2 separate regions of the Homo sapiens genome follow, and region 1 is linked to region 2. The links are chromatin loops, found by intact Hi-C in ENCODE. Cell type or tissue: gastrocnemius medialis. All regions are shown on one strand.

The links. A loop is a pair of places that touch in the nucleus more often than their neighbours do. Peaks named below come from ENCODE experiments on the same cell type or tissue, not always from the same donor. Only the 100,000 strongest peaks of a DNase experiment are listed, where the experiment ranks them.
Region 1: it touches region 2 in a loop (27-fold over the local background); 2 of 110 quality-filtered maps call a loop at or near these places.

Annotation. Positions count from the first base shown.
Region 1 is chr18:73,455,561-73,463,560 of GRCh38, forward strand. The region is part of intron 4 of LOC105372190 (a long non-coding RNA gene); the gene reads right to left. Among named protein-coding and RNA genes, the nearest start is that of LINC02582, 130 kb to the left of the region's middle. In gastrocnemius medialis, no CTCF peak of the experiment used is centred here; no DNase peak of the experiment used is centred here; H3K27ac peaks cover 916 bases.
Region 2 is chr18:73,687,863-73,695,862 of GRCh38, forward strand. It overlaps LOC105372190 (a long non-coding RNA gene), which reads right to left and starts at 3,429. Exons shown (of 7, transcript XR_007066468.1): 1 at 3,367-3,429. RefSeq lists enhancers at 3,429-3,929, 3,930-4,430, 7,557-8,000. In gastrocnemius medialis, no CTCF peak of the experiment used is centred here; no DNase peak of the experiment used is centred here; H3K27ac peaks cover 2,091 bases.

The DNA of each region.
Region 1 (8,000 bases), 230 kb before region 2:
AACAACAACAACAACAGCAACAGCAACAACAACAACAGAGATTCTAACCTTAGTACACATGTATGAGACAGACTCACTGAAGCAGGGGAGGGAAAAGGTACACATCTAAGTAACTTTGGAAGTGAGTGGGATCTTTAATGACTAAAGCAAAATGACTTGCGTATAAGCACTGTCCTCCAGATCCTACAATTGTTTCCTAGGGGTTACACAGATGAACAATTCTGACATTGCTATAACAGTTCTCACACATGTAAATTAGTGTCACACATTTAAGTAAATAGATGGCAGCCCATGGTAGCCAGATTTGTCATTGTTGGGATAGGAGTTTACAGATAAGCAAAGTGAGCAGGTTAGAATGATCCATGTGGTAATGCATGAGAGTTGGAGATACCAGTATAAATTCACGTTTCACTCAGATGTCCTTCATACAGACACAGATGGTTGCATATGGAAATATTTATAGAAATACATGGGTTAGTGTGTGCACATAGATTTCATTTCTATGTCAGATGGTATGACACCGAAGAAACAATAGTCTAGTAGCAAGAAGCACACCCAGTTTCCACATCTTGGTTTCTAATACCATTCTCTAATAAAAGGAAACGGCTCCTTGATGAAATGGCTGATTCTAGCATTGAAAAGGAAATATACAAGATGAGCATCTGATATCTTGTATTCAGAAAGTAAGGAAGTGCTAAACACACACACAAACACACATTGGTAGGGGTGTGTCAAGGAGACACAGGAGTCAACTGAAAGAGCTACCAAAATCCAAACAGAGGTGACTTGAGCAACCAAATAAAGTAAATTCAATGATAACCCAAAGTGTAAAATAAAATCCATCAGTACTTATCAATATAAATAAATGACTGAATAAATTAACAAATGGTGGAGAATGCCTGGGCCAAGAATCCAAAACACTTATATAGATACTCCACCGTGAAAGAAGAAGAGCCTCATCCTCTATGCCTTAAGTGTGGGCTGCACATGGTGACTTCCTTCCAAAGATTACAGTGTAGAAAGAGCAGGGAAAGGAACTGTACAGCAGAGAAGCCTAGCAAACCTCAGTCGATTGATTAGGTCAATCTTAACAGGTTGTTAGCCATCTTAACAGAATGTAACCTCGATATGTTGTGATAATGAAAATAGCATTTTACCTCTGTGGTGTTCTTTCCAATGAACAGGACTAGCAATCTACTCACGAGACAAACATCAGATCAATTCCAATAGAGAGGCATCCTGCTATAACAGGGCCAATATTCCTCAAAACTGCCAAGGTCATCAAAAACAAAGGAAGTCTGTCACAGTCAGGAAGAAACTGCAGAGACATGATAGTTAAGTGTAAAGTTGTATTTGGGATGGGATCCTGGAATAGAAATACGACATTATATAAAAACTAAAGAAATCTGAGAAACTAAAGGCTTTAGTTAATAATTATGTTTCAATATTGGTTCATTAATTTTAAGAAAGGTACCTTACTAGTGTAAAATGTCAATAATAAGGAAAACTCTGTGGGGGTACATGAGGATTCTCTGTATTACGGTCTCAAATTTTCCAGTCAAAAACTGTTGTAAAACATAAAATGCATTATACAAACACAAATATGAGTTAAAGAAGATCTCTGTTCTCAAGAAGCTTACTGTCTAGAAAGAAGACAAATACCCAAGAAATTACAGTCCTGTGTGGTAAGTTTTATGATAAAGGGAAACAAGGGACATGAGCATCTGGTGGTGGTGTACATAACAAAGGCCATCAGTTCTAGGGAATCCTGTAGGAGAGAATAATTATGAACTGATATTACAGGAATCAAGGAGTGAAGAGGGCATGAGAAAATGCAAGAAGCAATAAAGTCCAGCCCTGAGTAGTTAACTCCTTTTATTACCAGGATCGAGAACAAATTCCCTAGACTTTTATGGTTATTCTAAATTTCATTGCAAATGTTCTTTTCTGCATTATCTCCTACTACTCAACTCTGTATCATTAAAAACTCTCTGTTTCTATCTAGCTTGGATGTATCAATTGCTTAAACATGTTCTGCCCTCTCTGGCCTTCTCTGAATAGTTACTTTCAGGATGCTGAGCGCATTTTTGCCCCTTTAAAAGGCTATGCAGTGTTTAATACTGGCCCTGTTTCACTTCTCCTTGAAAAGTCCCAAACTCTTCCACTTCATAAGTTCCCTTCCTACTGCAAACTCAGTTTGTTGCGTATCCTTCATTTTTAACATCAAGTATATATCACATCTTTTTAGAATCCTCTGAATCCAATTTTAATAATTTTATTTTTTTAAAAAATATTTTATGGTAACTTTGGAATTATGTACATTCTTATGTACTTACACATTTTCACCAGTTATATTTCTCAATCCTCCAAATAATGAACTTATTTTGAAATCATTGTTTAAGAATCATAGAATCCTTGAGTATCATTTTTCCCTCCACCATTATTTAAAGAGGGAAAGAATAAGAACTCATATTTATTGATTTCAATGTATCAGGAACTGTGCAAGGCATGTGAAACATGTTAACTTTTCAACCCCCCAAACTCCTACGTGGTAGGTATCATTATTTTCATTTTCTGTGAAATGAAACTATCAAAGGTCCCCATCTATGTAAAATCTACCCAAGGAAATATGTCAGAATCCTGAGCGTGGAATCCAACAAGCAACAAAGTTCAGGCTGTTTCTATTCTCACATACATCCTCCTTTGTGCAAGCAAAGGGATTGAGACTCATAAAGCTGCAATTACTACTGATTGTCATTTTTGTATGACAGCCACAGGCCTTGCCAGATATATGACCTTAAGCAATTTTTCAACATCCTAATTCCTGTTTCCTCCTTTTTAAAATGGGGCTAAAAATAGCACACATCTAATGAGATTGTTGTGAGGAATGAATGAGATGACGTGGGTGAAGTGCTTAGAGCATCCTCTGACCAGGAAAGCCCTGTTGCTACCATTGTTAACATCATCATACTTTATTGTCATGATTTCTTTTTTCTTTTCTCCGTTCTCTATGGCATAGAAAACTCCCAAAACTTACGTGTTTGTTTTATGGTTTCTGGTTTTACTTCTATGACTGCCTTCTCATTTTCCAGAGTATAAAAAATGAAATGGTATTTGACTTCAGTTCAAGAGCTTCTGTTAGTCACACTAAAGTGCTTAAGGAAAAGTAAGGGTGTAGTTAAGGCTGTCAGGAAAATATGGGGATTGCCACACGGCTCTGAGCAGGTAGTGATGGGGGCAGTGCAGGTGCATGCAAACTTTCTCTCCTCGTCTTCAAGCACCCTAATGAACTCAGAAAGGAAACTTTGACATTGAGAGCACAGAGAGAAGAGACCCTAATTGAAATACAGCCATAAAATGTGTGATATATGTTAGTAATTAGAGAAACTGCTTAGTTCTCTTCTCAGGTTTAATAGCTTCTCAAAGATTGTGAATAAGTTGGGGTACTTTTTAATATTCCTCTGAAATATGTATCCATGTACAACTTTGTATTACATAACTAAAAATGTCTTTGATCTGAAGGTCTTAGATTTATCCTAGCAAATTAAGTATTGAACAACTGATCTCTAGGCCGGCTTTATTCATAAAGCAAATTAGTGAAGGCAATCAGTGCCCAGTTTAGGATGCTGGTCAACACAGAGGGGTACAGAAGCTTCAATCACATCAAATAGCATGAGCTGTCATCCAAGAAGAAGGAATGCAGGGTGATCGGCACCATGAGAGTTATCTTAATTCTGTTCAGTTTTTAAAAGGTAAACAATTTTAAAGATGTCAAGGGTTGGAAGTGTATAACCACATACTCAAATAGGACCGTAATGCAGAAAAGGAGTATTCACAAAGACGTGCCTTTTGTCTCCCCCAGAAAAATACATAACACGCTTCAAAATTGAATCATGTGTCACACTAGAGAATTAAAAAATAATAAAATAAATGCATGCATCTGCAAAATTGTCAAAGATGTTCTCAGTTTCATGAAATTAAATTATATTGAATTTCATGTTCTCAGGTTCACGATTGATTACCTCCAGTTTCTCATGATCAGCAGTGCTCAATGTCAGTAGGTCTCACTTGTACCGGATAACCTGAAAGTTACTGGGAGGTTTGGGTCAACTTTCGAGTCTTCAAATCTATTCAGGAATTTTATTCTTCTTATTTCTTTTTTAACTTTTTAGATTCAGGTGGTACATGTGCAGGTTTGTTACCTGTGTATGCTGCATGAAGCTGCGGTTTGGGGTATGAAGCGACCGGTCACTCAGATACCAAGAATAGTACCCAACAGTTTTTTGTTTTGTTTTGTTTTGTTTTGTTTTGTTTTGTTTTGAGACAGTTTCACTCTGTTGCCCAGGCTAGAGTGCAGTGGTGCGATCTCGGCTCACTGCAACCTCTGCCTCCCAGGTTCAAGCAATTCTCCTGCCTCAGCCTCCCAAGTAGCTGGGATCACAGACATGCACCACCATACCCGGCTAATTTTTTTTTTTTTTTTTTTTTGTATTTTTAGTAGAGACAAGGTTTTGCCGTGTTGGCCAGGCTGGTCTCGAACTCCTGACCTCCGGTGATCCACCCGCCTTTGCCTCCCAAAGTGCTGGGATTACAGGCGTGAGCCACCGCATCCAGCCAACAGTTTTTCAACTCTTCCCCCTCCCCCTCCCTCCAGCATCTAGGAGTCCCCAGTGTCTATTGTTGACAGGAGCTATGTTAAAACCTTTCCGTTTGTATATTTGTATATGTGGATATCAAAATGTGCATAGCAAAGGTAACTATAAAATGCTTGGTTTCAATGCATCCACTTTAATTCTATGAGTTATATTAAAGCTCTAATTCACATAACTGTTGAAGACAATAAGCACAGCACTGAGCTATGTGAAGTGCATGAGACATGCCTGGCTCCATTATCTTACATAACTTGGCTGCGAATACTGAAAGGACATTGTGTATCAAAATATTTTAGAAACAAAGACTGTTATACATATATTTGTTGTATTTTTAGTTTTTAAGTGGGCCATGTATATGGCAGAGCAGGCAAATTTCTATTTGACCGTTTGTTTTGTTTTGTTTTCCTAAGAGAGAGAGGGTCTTTCTCTATCACCCAGGCTGGAGTGCAGTGGGGTAATCTCGACTCACTGCAGCCTCAAACTCCTGGGCTCAAGCAATCCTCCCACCTCAGCCTCCAGCGTAGATGGAACTGGAGCTGTGAGCCATCATGCCTGGATAATTTATTACTTTGTGTAGAGACAGACTCTTGCTGTGTATCCCAGGGTGGTTCTGAACCCCTGGCCTCAATCAATCCTCCTGCCTTGGCATCCCAAATATTTGACCTTATATGTGGTTTTATTAAAAGAAATAGGATGTTTCCAGTAATGGAAGTGAACCAAAGGAAGTAGTAAAAATGTATTGAAGTGCTAAATTTTACATTGAATTACATTTAAAAATGTTAACACTGAAAGAAAATATCATTGTTACGTCACCAGCTTTTCATGTTATTGACTTATCATAGTAAAATGGCACCTGTAATTAATTTATACTAAATGGCACCTGTATTTGAAATGCTAAATTTTATACCGAATTACATTTAAAATGTTATTAACACTAAAAGAAAATATCATTGTCACATCACCAGCCATTCATGATATTCACTTATCATAGTTAAATGGCAGCTGTCATTTGTACTAATGTGAAACATTGGTGATATGTGCCGACCGTCAAGACATATTGAATGAAGGGGCCTGAAGAACAGGTTAATGTGATGAATTGAGGCAGTGCTCCTTTCACGAGGGCACTAGCTGCGGGGGGGTCTGTTCCTGCAGACCCCTGATTCCGACAGATGAATAAAGTACACTGACACACACATCTGCTCCTGAGCATTTTAAAGCATTTTTATAGTATGCGGTTTTGCCTAATACGGTATTCTCATAGCAAATAAAATGCTCTGCCAGTCCAGCTGAGGGTCTGAGCAGCTTACAGGCTCCAAGCTGAGTTCTGTAAACAGCTGCGACTCGGCCCTGATCCACTAGTCAGGTTTGCATTTATTCAGTAAGACTAATTAACAAAAGTTGTGAGTAAATACCACTAGAGGGTAAAGATTAAAGGCCAGGTTCCCAGGCCTAAAGCAAACACCAAACTTCTGCGTAGGAGGCCGTAAAGTACCTAAGATAGGACAAAAGTTAGTCTTAAGCCCATGTAAGTAAACAGTTTTTTGACTATTACTGTAACTAGCTTTAATATATTTCCTATCAGCCAGTTCAAATCCCAGCAGTGAATCAGTACAGTCACTCCTTCATACAGGATGGGCTAGACATTCTTTATGCAGGAAATGAAATAGATGAAAGCCTTGTTATGTCAACTTCCAGTCACAGTTCTTAATCATTCCTCATGGGGCTAATCATTTTGTGCCTTTAGTGCAGAAGAGTTCTGCTACTTTGTAGCTCAACTTTGTACTGATTTCCAAAGACATATTTACAGAGAAGACAACACATCTCTCTTCACAATTCACCGTACTTAAGGATGGTCTCCTATTCATAGATTCAAGAAAATATTTTAATTATAGTCCACAATTTTCCTGTAACTTCTTTTCTGGGGGAAGAGGGAGAATAGGAGTCTTATTATTGAGGTGGAAAACATGGAGAAAGAGCTTAATTGTTGCAACAGCAGTACTTTTATCAGGGTAGAGCAATGTCGTTCTGTTCACTGAAGGATCTAACAGTTCACCCAAGTTACACCGTGTTGTGTAGTCATGCTCCAGGCAGGGTGCCTATTCTTCTCTAGGAGACATAAGTCAAAACATGGAGAGCTGCCAGCTCTTGATTTTTACTGGCTACAGAGATAAAGAGGAAATGGTTATTCAATAAATAACATTTTTACAATTAAAGATAAAAAGGTACTAGAAATAAACAGAATATTCTTTGGTTTCATCTACATGGTTACCACAACCCATAGTGCTGAATGTAGGCATATTTCCTGATATGACTATTAACATAAGGCCCTCTAAATATTTGATGAGTTTATATGTGCCTTACAGAAAATCTAATTTCCAGGTTATCACTGACAGTATGTTCTGCTTCTGAGACTGCTTCTCTTCTCTAAGAGGAGACAGATTTTCAGGCATATACTTGCTATATCCTAGCAACACTTGGATATATCTGGTCAAGATAAGACAAGATATTAAGAACCATAAAATTATTTATGAACCAATCCAATGATTTAGGATATACTTATATCAATGAAACCAATAAGAGGCAATGTCAAAATAATGCAGAAGTAGCAAGAAAAAAAAACCTTATTTATTTATAGCTGCAATACATTGTTGTATTGGTTTTACAAGGTTTTATTGAGCCATTGTTGTATTGAAACATACATGCTTTCTATAATCCTAGATATTTAATTTATGATTTTTAAACATATAATTTTTGAAAATGTGAAAATACAGAATAATTTAATTTTGATTAAAATCAGGTAGTATAAAACATAAATAATTATTTTGAGCAAGTAATGAGTTGCATTATCATTGTAATTTTTAAGTCTCTTACCTTAATTAATAATATTGCAATCTCATATATCAATAAAAATACAACTGGAACAAACAGATGTGACTGAGGCATAAATTGCTTGTCTATGTCCAGAATCCAAACATATGATATACTTTACTGTTGAAGATATATTATACAAGAGGCTCAAAGAACAGTGCCTCAAACCTTTATTCTATTACTATGTCGAGAAGGAGGCATGCAGAATAAACTTAAATTATTATTCATGCTTCAGGATATTCAAAGAAAATTTTATTTGTCCTACAGAGACCTTTGAGCCTGAATAAAGTGAGCAAAACCAGCAATATTCTGAATGTTCAAAGCTTGTTTCAGTCTGCAAATCTACTATGATTTCTGTAAAGTTATGACTTGACAAGATTTATGCTTGTCTTGTTACATATTCACTTAATTGTGAGTTCCAGAATCCCTGTACATGAAAAAAATGCTACAGGAAGGGCTGGTTTCAGTAGATTTTTCTGC
Region 2 (8,000 bases):
GGAAGATGATGGGAGTGGAGCAGGAGGGGGCTTCCATCAGCTATGTTCAAAGATGTCCCTGTGTTCTGGTTTATATGCCCATCATTCCATACGCCCCATGTGGATTTGGCTGACTTGCCCACACGGGGAGGCATCCCCTTTTCCCCCCAGTTCATGTGTTTTACTCCTCTAGATAAATATTTAGTTAACAGGAGAAAACCTTTGTGGGCAAAGTCAATTTCTTATCAAGGGTCAAAAGTCTTAAAATAGAATCAGAAGGTACATAAAACTGTTCTTACTCTTTATCCATCATTATTATGTACCAGAAGCTCTGATGGAGTGAAGATAAATATGTGAAGAACCAATCCATGTTCAATAACAGAATTTGGGGCAAGTAGGACAGGATCCGGAGGCACTGTGTTTGTGATGAGTGGAACCGTGCAGCGGTTTCTGGAAGCACATTGAGATGGATTCTGCTGATAAGGGATTCCATCGACTGGTCATTTGATGCATGGAACAAAACACTCACTAGTCTGAGCACCCAACCACACTGTAAACCAAAAGTGTCTAAGAGAGGTCTCAGTCAATTCACAAATTTATTTTGCCAAGGTTAAGGACATGCCTGGAAGACACACACACACACACACACACACACACACACAAACATGGAATCACAGAAACAGTCTGGTCTGTGCCTTTCTCCAAAGATGAGTTTGAGGGCTTCACTATCTAAAGGGGAAAAGTAGGCTGGAGGCGAAGGTGAGAGGATATGGTGGTCCACGTGTGGCAAGAGAAAAGAAGCAGGTAGGGAACTAGTCAATTACAACTCCTCTTGTACTCCGTAAAACTGACACTTTAATGAGATAAAATGAACGTTGAGTAGATAGCCGTGGCGATACTAACCTGTTGTCTGCTTGGGAACAAAGGGAAAGGCGGTTTCTTGCATGACTTAGCTTTCAGCTTCATTTTTTCCTTTTGGCATAGTGAGTTGAGGTCCTGAGTTTTTATTTTCCTTTCACAAAGCTAAGTCATTTTGGTTCGGCTGACAGTGCTATGTAACCTGACACCTTTAGCGAGCAGTCCCCTCATAGGCTTGACCCCACTGTTTTAGAGAAGTCTTGAAAAGTTCACAGTGCCTGCCAGGCAGTACCATTTGAGGCATTTAGTCAGTACATTTTGAATACATGAATAGCTGCCTGGCTATGAATGCACAATGTAATAAGCACTCTGTTACCAAACAACCATGTCAAGCATGTCTCCCATATATTGGACAATATATTGGAGACTTCTCTAAATGGTCAAGTGAGTCATGGTTGTTTGGTAATACAGTGCTTATTATATGAGTGAGGAACGTGACTCAGTACAATTATGACAAGAAATGCAATGGACTATGCTAAATGGAATTTGTAACGCTCATGAAAAGTGCTTTGGAATTTTAATGTGTGATTAAAGCATCTACTATTAACATTATTCCACAAAGAGCTTTACCTCTAACAATACATTCCTTGGTTGTCTGTCACTGGGTCTCTGTGCTTGACAGAGTTGAAAATGTTGCCTGTTTGCTGTCACACAGACATTGTCTCAGTATCACTTCCTAAAATGCATATTTGAATTTAGGATTCCAGCAAACACGGAAGGCACCGGTGGTTAAAGTGCCTCCATTTAGAAAATATGCTAAAAACAGCAGCTGGAAGTGCTCATCTGTCCAGGCTGAAGGCTGGCTTTCAAGATATGCTTTCAAGCAGTGCCACGAGGAGCAGCCTGGGCTGTCATTGGAGTTGCTGTCAGCGCGAAGCCTTGGTGTTGCAGGGCCTCTGCCATATGGAGCATCAAACCTTGGATCTGAATGATGATACAACCTGACTTTGCTGACAATCTCAGGCTATGTAAAAAACAGACTATAAAACATGTAGTCAAAATGCCATGTGTTTGAATAACACTTTACAGTTTTCAATACGCATTCATAGCCAAACAGCTATCCATTTATTCAAAATGCAGCGACTAATGCCTGGCAGGTGCTTTGAGCTGTTCAGAACTCCACAGCGGAAGCCAGAGCCTCGCCCTCAGGTGCTTACACTCTAGCAGGGGTCAGCCAGAAAGTCACCCTGTGAGGAGCTCTTTGGACCATGCAGCCACAGCCTCGGAGGCTAGAATCGATTCTAATTTCTACATATAGATAATTTTTTTAAAAAAATAGCAACACTGTGTGGTAGATGTACCTGACAGAAATAACTCAAGAAACTAGGGTTGCCACATGGAGGTTGCTGAGGGGAGGGTGCCACGTGAGGGTGCTATATAAACTGCATGCTTTTTACAAGTGCTTATCATTCTCCTCTCCAGCCTGCCGCTGCTGGACCATCACTGTATGTAAGTTCCCCCAAATAAAACCCATGTTTTATTCAGAATAATAATAATAAAGGCTAGAATCAACACTTTGGGGCACTGGGTAGGGGTGCTCCATCAGACAGGGCGAGAAAGACTCTCTTGTGAGCAGTGTCTGAGCTGGGACCTCAGAGACAGGAAGACAAGGAGAAAAGCATCCAGGCGGTAGGAAAAATAGGAGTTAAGATGACAGGGGCAGGAGCCCATTGTTTGGAGTCCCAGAGGAGGTCAGTGTGGCAGGAGCCCTGCTGAGCAGCTGGCGGGGGCAGTGAGGAGAGTCAAGAAATAAAAGGGCTGAAAAGGAACCAGGTTATGTATGCAGCTAATAAGGGTGTTAAATTTTATTGCAAATAAAATGGCAAGATGTTGAAGGATTTTAAACAGGAGAATGAAATGAATAGATTTGAAATGTAAAAGAGTCATTTTAGCATCACGTTCTGATGATGTTTATTCTAATCAAAACTGTGGAAGGAAATTTATTGTTGACTCTACTGAGTACACGAGGAAACTGATGCTCAGAGAGGATAGTGTCTTGTCCTAGGAACTTCAAGGAGTGAGGGAGAGCATCAGTCCCCAGGTCTCCTCATGCAGAGCTTCCTGCTCGTTTTTTTCCACTACAGTTGCCTCCTTTATATCTGCCTGTAGCCAAGTTATGTGGAACAAAATCAAATGTCAAATAGGAACATTTTCTTTAAATGTCTACATACCTAAAATTATTTCGGATTATACTTGTGGCGTTAGGTTGAGCTGATGAGAAATGAAAGTGTGGCTGAAAATGCATTTAGAGATTTACTCTAGAATAAGAATAATGAAAATGCTTGAAATAAAGATTTAATCTGATTGACTGAAATAAGTTACATGTGACCAGGCTAATAGGCTACATTTAAACATTCCACTTTAAAACATTTTTTAAATTCTTTTCATGAAGTCATCTGTCTGAGACTTCCCCACTACAGCCCAGAACATCCCTCCTTAGAAGCTCACTCCACGTTTTATGACACTTACCTTCACATCATCTTGGAGCATCTGTCAGAGGCGTCTGAACCAGGGCGTCTCCATCTTGAATAGGGGCTGGGTCAGATGAGGCTGAGAGCTGCTGGGCTGCATTGCCAGGAAATCAGGCATTCTTAGTCACAGGATATTTGCAGTCACGGAAACAAGTTAATATGTTTACAAAACCGACCCGGTGTTACAGTGGGTGGCTAGTCAGACAGTGAGCAGGGCAGGAGAGCTGCCCCCTTCCCACACCAGGAGTATCAGGCAGCCATCTGGTGATGGTCAGGCAGTTGTTAAACTTTCTCTCTAAAGTAATAATTGGTCACAGCCGGTGCCAGGGAAAGCCCATCTCCCAATAGATAGAAACACCTGAAACTAGTGATCGTCTTCCCAATAACATCTCGGGGGTTGGGCGAGTGGGCTTAAGCATGTGCACTAAGAGGCAAAATGGTGCAGTTTAACTGGTGTGTGACCTTCTAGGAACACTCAACTGGTAGGGGAAGAACGCCTCAAATGAGCATGGGTACAACTTCAGTAAACACACTGCCCATGCGGTCCCTCCCAGGCGCTGGCAGGCCAACGAGCATGCAGACAGCCCACCCCGAGGGAAGACTGAGGGGAGAAGGGACACAACACCCCTCCCAAGTCCTGGCAGGCCAACCCGCATGCAGACAGCCCACCCCGAGGGAAGACTACGGGGAGAACGGACGCAACACCCTGGAATCATGCCAACATATAAACCCCAAGCTCAAACTGTGCACTTGTTCTCTCAAGTCGCCCACTCAGCCCTCTTCCAAGTGCACTTTACTTCCTTTCATTCCTGCTCTAGTGCTTTTTAATAAACATTTACTCCTTCTCTAAAACTTGCCTCTCACTCTGCCTTATGCCCCTTGGCTGAATTCTTTCTTCAGAGAAGGCGAGGATTGAGGTTGCTGCAGACCCATATGGATTTGCTGCCGCTAACACCAGGATTTAACAGATCCAGGAGATAACAGACCCAGAAAATGTCCTGATGTCCCAATATCCTAAGAACAAGAACATTCTTAGTTTAAGAATAAGTTTTGCTTTAAAGATAATAATATAGATTCTTGTGGAAGAGAGTAGTTATGCAAAGATTAACAATCCTTCATCACAAGCCCTTGTAGCAGAGCACACCTCCCCCATGTTTTTTTTTGTTGTTTTGCTGTTTTATATATAAATGAGCATTGTACCTAAGGTGGATGTGTTCCTTCTTTTCCTTCTGGGAACACCATGCTCTGTCTAAGGTGGATGTGTTCCTTCTTTTCCTTCTGGGAACACCATGCTCTGTCTAAGGTGGATGTGTTCCTTCTCTTCCTTCTGGGAACACCATGCTCTGTTTAAGGTGGATGTGTTCCTTCTCTTCCTTCTGGGAACACCATGCTCTGTTTAAGGTGGATGTGTTCCTTCTCTTCCTTCTGGGAACACCATGCTCTGTCTATGGAGTAGGCTTTCTTTTATTCCTTTACTTTCTTAATAAACTTGCTTTCACTTTACTCGGTAGATTTGTCCTGAATTCTTTTCTTGTGCAAGATCCAAAACCCTCTCTTAGGGTCTAGATTGGGACCCCTTTCTGGTAACACACCTGCTATGAAGAAAAAAACTCAATTAATATTTTTATAATTAATGTCATTGCTCTAAATGCATCGAAAACATAAAGAAATAAGAGTTGTTGACATGTTAGGATAGTGTTAGAAATTGCTAAGTTATTGTCCAGAAAAAAGGGAATAATTGAAAAAAATAAAAATTAGAAAAGTAGGTCCTGAAGCACATTAAGCATTTAACAAATCATATAATTGAGAATGAAGGTAAGCCTTCATCTCTGGTGGTATGAATGTCTAGATACCTTGACTATCCTGTGGCTAAAAACAACTAAAAATGTTGGATAAAATGAAAAATATATGTAAATGCCTTTAACCTCCTGTCAACAAAATTAAATAATACGTATTAGAAGACTGAAACACAATGAAAGTATGACTTCATAGAAACAAGCACAGCAAGGAAACCAACTTTTCCCTTGAAGATATTTATGGACTGGGATACACTGAAACTTTGGTTTGTCAGCCTGTGGGTTGGGAAAGTCAGGAGACAAGCCCAGGCTTGCTCAGTGTTGGGGGGGTAAAATAGAAGACCTCTCTGCAAATAAACCTAAGCTCAGAAAGGGGTAGTCTTGACTGTGAAGAGAATGTTAGAGCAATGGTCTGGCTTGAACCAGGGTACAGAGTAGAGAGTTGAAAAATAGAGACTCTTCAGTCTTACCAGGAATTCTGGGAAAAAAAAAAACAGAAGAAGAAGAAGAAGAAAAATAAAGACTCAGGAAGAGTTAGAACAGCTATACAGTTCCATAATCACATTTGAAATTTTATCAATAGGTCAACTCTTTCTCCAAAGAAACCACCAGGCCCAGTTTACAGAAAGTTCCATCAAAGGACTCAATGCATCTTTCATAAATGATTTTAAGGTGTAGAAAGAGACTACCACAAATGTGTTCAGTGTAAGTTTATCATACTGACACTGACAAGCGCAGTACAGTACAACCTCCATTGTGATCATAGATACAAAACCAGAAACAAAGTTACAAAGCAAATCCAGCAATGTGACAAGAGGATAATACAGTAGGAGATGTTTGTTTGTTTATTTATTTTTATTTATTTATTTATTTATTTATTTATTTTTTGAGAAGAAGTCTCACTCTGTAGCCCAGGCTGGAGTGCAATGGCACAATCTCGGCTCACTGCAACCTCCACCTCCTGGGTTCAAGTGATTCTCCTGTCTCAGCCTCCCGAGTAGTTGAGATTATAGGTGCGTGCCACCACATCCAATTAATTTTTGTATTTTTAGTGGAGACAGGGTTTTGCCACGTTGGCCAGGCTGGTCTCAAACACCTGACCTCAGGTGATCCACCCACCTCGTCCTCCCAAAGTGCTGGGATTACAGGCATGAGCCACCATGCCCAGCCTCAGTAGGAGATGTTTAATAGAAGAATTAATAGAAAATCAATTAATGAATTATACTACATGAACATATAAAAGGAATTAAATTCCACGATTATCTCATTAGATACGGAAAAATTATTGAGACAATTCAATGTCCATTCATGACAAAAATGTACAGAAAACTGGGGAAAAATGACTTTCTGAAGGTGATAATTATACAGCAATTATAATGCTCAGTGATTACCTAATTACAGTCAGGAACAAGTCACGAATTGCTTTAATAGCAGTTCTAGTCACTCTTCTCCTGAAGGAGCTTGCCAGTTCATTGAAGCAAGAAAAAAATGTATAAATATTTGAAAAACAAAATTAAAGTCATTGTTATTTACATATAATGGGTATTGAAAGCAATAAGTGAAACTATAAATTGGAATCAAAATCACTATGTAAAATCTACACATAAGTAATAAGAAAATGTAATTTAAAAGATACCAATTACAGTAAATATCAGTTATTAATTTCCTAAAATCAATCTTAAAATATACAAAAATTTATGGGAAAAATGTTGAAATTTTAATAAAATGCAGTCATGCACCACATAACTACATTTTAGTCAATGATGGACCTCATATTACAATGGTAGTTCCATAAGATTATAATGGAGCTGAAGAATTGCTATGGCCTGGTGATTTGTGTCCCAGTTGCCTACAGTACTTGGTAACATGCTGCACAGGTTTATAGCCTAGGAGCAATAGGCTATACCATACAGCCTAGGTGTGTAGGAGGCTATACCATCTAGGTTTGTGTAAGTAAGCACTCTTTATGATATTCACACAATGATGAAATTGCCTAACAATACATTTCTCAGAATCTATTCATGTCATGAAATGATGCATGACTATATATTAAAGAACAAAAAATGAAAAGGAGAATTACATCCAACTAACAGATTTTAACACTCAACGTCCTAAAGATATCAATTCTGTACACATTTATATACCTATACCCCCCAAAAGGAAAGCCTTTGTCTCTTTTTTCCCTATCTCTGTAGACACAGGGACAGAGAGAAAAATATAAACAAGTAGGCCTTGCTAAGATCCCCCCAGCTTGTTACCATTAGATCATACCTCTGGACCAGTCATACTTTTTCATAGTTATCCACTTCTTCATCAAACTTGGTAGCAAAATACACAGTCTTCTCTGTTTCTTTGGGTCTTCATTTCCTATGAAGTCTCTCATTTCACATAAAAATTATATGACATAAGAATCTGTATGCTTTTTTTGTTATTAATCTCTCAATTGTTGTAGGTGTTTTCACCATGAACCTAATGATGGGCAAGGGAAGAAATCTTTTCTCCCCTGCACACTCAAGAAGAGATTGAGGCACACCTCAAGAAATGAAAGGACAAAGTGCATACCTCACCTTATATTTAAAACATGATGATGAAAACACACTAGTGTTGTGCTTCTTCAGACTCCAGGTTCTTTTCACTTAAGCCTATTCTATGCAGGATACCGGCAACTGGGGATAGGCAGAAAGAAACATTCAGCCTGGTTCTTACAAACATGCCTATGTGGCTGATTTAGTTCATCCACAAAGAAGAATGCAATTGACTCTCCTTCTCCAGAATGACATTATCAGCACATACAGTCAAGTGCCTGGGTAAGAAAACAAATGTACCTGCAACAAAG